Linked DNA regions of Mus musculus: region 2 is linked to region 1. A link is a loop called in an ENCODE intact Hi-C map of the cell type or tissue named here. Cell type or tissue: left cerebral cortex. All regions are shown on one strand. Each heading gives the region's core, and the rest is flanking DNA. Links, peaks and the distances in the headings are about the cores only. Region 1 overlaps LOC102640985 (a long non-coding RNA gene). Region 2 has its middle 7.3 kb from the start of A830029E22Rik.

Region 1 (2,822 bases), core at 277-2,776:
AGTCTTCAGGGAGGGCATCCCTGAGTCATACCAACCCCAACAGAGATTGCAGCATTAAGGTCTTTGCTAAACAGCAGCCAGGGTAAATATGGAGAGTATAAACCTTGGAAAGGATGGAGAGTCAATAGGGAAACCTAGCATTCTGAGCCACACTGGAATTCCCATTCACCAACACAGCTGCTTGCCTGCCTGCCTGCCGCCGGCTTTCTACACAAGGCAGATGCAGGCCATAGAAGATGAGGAACTGACAAGCAATCCTGGTCATGTGGGTGTAGCAAGAGTGAATACCTTTTCCTAGCACAGTGGAACTCTCCAAAGGTAGCTTTAAGGTGCCCTGCCACGGAACCCCAGGGCATGGTCTCAGGTGAACTATTAAGGGCTAGAGTTGTGGGAGACTGGAGGGTTCAGATGGCGCCATTCCCTGCTATCACTGCAGAGAATTGTGAGGGGAATCTATAGAGCATCTCCTACCTGTGTTCATGCCAGTGACAGCACCGATGTCATTTCACAGCAGGTCTGCCTCGGATAGGGGCATATCAGTGTCTCCCATGGTACAGCAGTGGATTTCTGTTGCCCAAGGACCCCTGGCCCTGTTCCCTGCCTGTCTGCTGGTTATTGTCAGGTAAGAGCATGAGGTTTAAGTGTGTGGAAGGGACAGTGACAGAGATACCTAGGTCTTTCATTACATCATCTCATATGCATATTATGCACAGGCAGGAAGGACAGACTGAATTAGGTCTGAGGCTGCAATTTTATCTCGCACAGGATTGCATTTAAATAACAATAAATATTCATACCTTATGAAAATCCTGCAAGATGACATTCAGTGGTTGGAGGAGAGCATGCAAATGAGTGTGTCTGGAAAATGTGGCTGAAAAATGTAAATTCATTTTATTTTCATAGTAGCAACAAACTACTTATAGTGACTAGTATGGAACTTGATGAAAGCAATATAAGATAATTGCTAAGGAAGGCATAAAGAAACCTTGCTTTTACTAGTAGGTACATATTAGTACATAATTTGTCTCTGCTCTAGATCTAGTCACCATGAATCCTTTTAATAAATAGGACATTCTTCTCTTTATTTACACAGCATGCCATACCGAACGGATGTGAAATAACTTACCCAGAGATGAACAGCTAATAAGTGATGGATGTGGGAAAAACTTAGGTAAATAGCATGTCCAAGCCAGCCCTTATTCTACTGGGACTCCACTGCCACCAATGGAGGTGGCCAGTCAGATAGGCTTCACACTGAGTGTCTGCTTTGTTTATTGTAGCTAAAGGGATATGAAGGCATCCATTCAGCATGGGGATGCTAAACAGACATGTCAAATGTCTATGATCATTCCTTGTCAGTTAGCATCCTGATCCTTTACTTTAAAACTTAGAGAGCTGGTGCAGCCCTGGCTTCCCCGTGGCTCTCCTTTGTTTGTATGATGTGCTTTGGTGCCATGGAGACTGTGTCTGCCGACTGATGTTAGCACGCCATTACAAACATTGCCTGTTCTTGCTTTGCTTTGCCCAAGATGAAGAGTTGTGCTAGGCTTGTGTGGCACCCTGCCATCTGGACCCACTCAGGCTTCCTTTCTTGACACATGTTCACCAAGTGACTCACTTCCTCTTGGTGAGCTTCTGTACAGACTTTCCAGTGGCTCTGTCCATTTCCATTTGGAAGAGTAAATGACAAGAGAAGGAAGAGGGAGAATTCAGGACCAGGCACAGAAAGTGACCTTCGATTTTTTTTTTTTTTAATTTTGTAGATACTGGCAGAACTCTGAAAACAAGCATTAGCTGGGAGCTTTATTAAGATTTTCTCATTTTAGTTTTCCAGGATCTAAAACCGCAGATTACATTATCTGATACATATCTATACTCCTAGCCTCTTAAGCTTTGAAATTGAGGGAGTCTTGAGAATTAAATACTTGGTCTGGACTCAGTATTTGGTTGAATATTCCTGGTCTATTTATGATTTCTGTGGGTCTGCTTAAAACTACTTTATCATTAAGCTATGGCATACGTAAGTTTGATGTTTCCTATATATTATATACCTTAAATTTTACCAGTAAGGCACATGTTTTCTCTCATTGGTGCTGTAATCTATTCCATAGATTAATATCTGAGGACTTATTTGAATCTTAGCTTTTATACTTGTTTTGAATTTCGTTCCTATATATAATGATTTAAATGACTTAAGAGCTAGGTATTGGCTCATGCATATAATTTCAGCACTAAGGGAGCTGAGGCAGAAGGAATGGCATTGTCATAAGTATGGGGATAACCTGGGATACACAGCGGGTTCCAGAATAGCTTAGGCTATCAACTGAATCCTTTCTAAACGACCTCAATCAAGGCAAACAAACAGAAACTGTAAAATAACTTGAGCTTGATTGGCACCATTGCACAGCTGAGAACACCGGCCAAACAATAGTCTCTTATCCACACCCTGGAAGCTATTTCTTAGCAGATGAGAAAAGAGTAATGGGACAAAAGGGAGGATCTGTAGAGATGATTATTAATGTCATAGAAATCAAGAGATTTGGCTCAAGCACATTTTCTTCCCAAGACCCATTAAAAGCAGAAAAATGTAAACACGATATCTAACTCAACTTGAAATTTTAAGGCGCAACTATTCAAAATATATATCTAGCATACCCTAGGGTCTTAGACAAGCTAATGCTTTGCTAACTGGAGACCAAGTCTATGAGTGGACATATTGATTTCAATGATCAGCTCCATGTTATCCAACTCTGTTGAGGTTTGGATTCTTATATCAAGCATTAGCTCTTCTGTGGTCTTCATAAAAGCTAGAAATATCCAAA
Region 2 (2,822 bases), core at 12-2,511, 110 kb after region 1:
AGACAAAGACACTTATCAAGGAGTCTGGAAAGATGACTCAGTGAGTAATCAAGCCACTTATATTTCCATATTTCATTATTGAAGGAAGACATGGCAGAAACCCAGACAGAGCAGGAACCTGGAGACAGAAGCTGATGCAGAGGGCATAGAGGAATATTGTCTACTGGCTTCCTTACAGAGCTTGCTCAACCTGCTTTCTTATAGAACCTAAGACCATGATAAGGCTTACTATCCAGCCTCATTATGAGTTCAGTTCCAGGAAGGGTAGAAGGAGAGAACTGGTGCTTGCAGGATGACCTCTGATACAGAAATATAAAATAATTTTTTTAAATTTTTAAATTAGATATCTTCTTTATTTACATTATGTTATACCGTTACCCCTTTCCTAGTTTCCCCTTTGGAAACCACTATCCCTTTGGTAACTCATCTGAAGTGTGAGATTCTAAGAAACTGCGGTGGAGAGGTGATCCTAGAGGCTGTTTGGAGCATGGGGTGTATAGCTCCCTGCCCCTTCTGCTTAGCCTTTTTTTTTTCATGCCACTTCAGGTGATGAGGAGCTATATAAGGAATTAAGTCTGTTCTCAGGGAGCCCCGGGCTGATAGAGACATGATCACATCCTGTGGAGACCAGGCTCTTATCCAGGAAAGTCACATATAGAATTTTTCCTTATAAGTTGAATCTGATTCAAAGTAAATTTACCTAACTCTTATTCCTATCAAAATTGGGTTTCACTTGAATCACCAAATGATTCTTTGTAAGCATTAATTGGATTTCTATTTCACTGATGAGACTATCTTAGTAGATCCTAGTTACCCTCACAGGAACACAAGACCTAAATCAAACTCCTAAAAATATAGCTGGAAGGAATTGGGCTGCTTCTACCTCCAAGGTTGCTGAGTCACTCTTTATGATGGCTACAATAAATATGTGTGCGTGGATTCTATTTCTGATTTTTTTTGTCAGCCCAGAAAGCTGCAAACATCCCTGGTGAAACTGAAGATGTCTTGAGCTTCCTGGCAAAGTAAGATCTGCTGACTCATGCAGAGAGTTGACTCCTATGGGGATCTGATGGGTGTTATTTTGAATAACTCAATTGTCTATAAGACAGAAAGACTGCTCTGCCATCGCCTCATAAAGCTAGGAAGACTGTGTGATTCCAATCACAATTATCCTTAGACGGGAACTTTTTTTGCTAGAGTCCATCGAGCAGTGAATTGTTAGCAATTGCATGAATAACTTCAGTGTTTCTGTGCTATTTTATTCTCTCTCTCAAAATGAAGTTCCTGTCTTCACCAATACAATGATCACTTGAATGTGTCTAGCAAGTAAGGAGAAGATTCTTGAAGTTGCATTAGATTTTAATTTGAACTTTTAACTGAGATGTACTTATCCACATGCAACTTATGGTAGCTGTTGCATGGACAGTGTGATTCTAGAACCTATGACAGAGTACTTGAGGCCTCTTCTTCTTCTCTGTGCTTCCACACTCAAAGCTTCAGGCTTTTCAGATGTTCTTCCTCTGAGATAGTCTGTTTTAGATGCTATGTTTTACAATAAATTCAACGTCTTCAGAAATATCATCAACACTACCTTAATATGTGATATATCTGAAAATGGCACTTCAGAGATAAAAGATTATTAACATTGTTTTTCCCCCTGTCCTATGAAGCCTTTTAAAATGACATTTAAAAACTTAATTTATTTAAGAGAAAAATGGACAGTACTTTTTTATTCCTTCCCAGTGGGAAGACTCAACTACATTCCAAGTCAAGTTTACTTGTGCATTTAAAAATGAATTAACACTTAATCAAGAAAACATTACTTACTCTATGTATTTAGAATGGTGATAAGGTGGATGGCTTACTGGACAACTGGAATATACTACAGCATATGTTACAGCAGACTGACTAAGTATTTTACATAATAAGTAATTGTCAGCAAAGTGATACTTCAGGATGTCTGACAACATCATTTCCTAGCAGTAGAAGTTGAAACATGGAGAACTAAAACTGTAGAACCCTGTGGCATACTCCTCTCCAGTGACAGCTGAGTTGTCATACTCAGACAACTCTACTGAGTTCACTGCATTGCAACTGACTCCTTTTAAAGCAAAATTTACAAAGAAAACTATGGAAATTACATCTCATATTGTAATTATGATTTAGTGGGTCTGCTCTTTTCCTTGGTACTATTAAACATTTTATACCATTACATATACCTACAGGCATATAAATATTTATAAATTGATATACTTATTTGGTATATATGTATATTACTGTTATGGTTTGAATATAAAATGTTTTCCACATGGTCCATACTGGGGCATTTTAGAAGCTGATGAATTTGGTGTATAAATTGAGGTGTATCAGTATATATTATGCAAAGTTATAGTAGGTTACTATGGATACACACTTGGGCATTGTTCCTTGTTGTCAATTGCATGCATAATTATAAAATGTTCTGCCTCACAAAGGACTCCACAATGTGTATTAAAGTGAAAATGAGATGAATCTTCTGAAACAGTGAGCCCAAGGGGATATTTTGTTTTAAGTTGTTATTTCATGCAGAGCTATATAAAAACAGCAAATCTCAGGGATTATAAAAACAAGCCAAATAACAAGTCTATCACTTCATAAAGTTACCATTGCCTATGTTGACAATTCTAGACCGTGCTCTCTTTGAACGTTTTAAGTAAACAATACATCATTCTTACCCCATTCAATTCATGTTATAGCTCTAGATTATACCATTGAGACTGTGTATCCATTTCTTGAAAGACCTTAAAAGTGCAGTCAGAGATGGAGAGATGGCTCAGTGGTAG

The links. A loop is a pair of places that touch in the nucleus more often than their neighbours do. Peaks named below come from ENCODE experiments on the same cell type or tissue, not always from the same donor. Only the 100,000 strongest peaks of a DNase experiment are listed, where the experiment ranks them.
Region 2: a loop joins it to region 1, with 2.8 times the contacts of the local background. A loop is called at or near these places in 3 of 42 quality-filtered maps.

The regions. Positions count from the first base shown.
Region 1 is chr3:81,914,916-81,917,737 of GRCm38, reverse strand. LOC102640985 (a long non-coding RNA gene) reads left to right here. Exons shown (of 3, transcript XR_375741.2): 2 at 1-622; 3 at 1,094-1,149. Among named protein-coding and RNA genes, the nearest start is that of Ctso, 16 kb to the left of the region's middle. In left cerebral cortex, for the core only: no CTCF peak of the experiment used is centred there; DNase peaks (open chromatin) are centred at 438, 679 and 1,549.
Region 2 is chr3:81,807,954-81,810,775 of GRCm38, reverse strand. No RefSeq gene overlaps it. Among named protein-coding and RNA genes, the nearest start is that of A830029E22Rik, 7.3 kb to the right of the region's middle. In left cerebral cortex, for the core only: no CTCF peak of the experiment used is centred there; a DNase peak (open chromatin) is centred at 967; H3K27ac peaks cover 409 bases.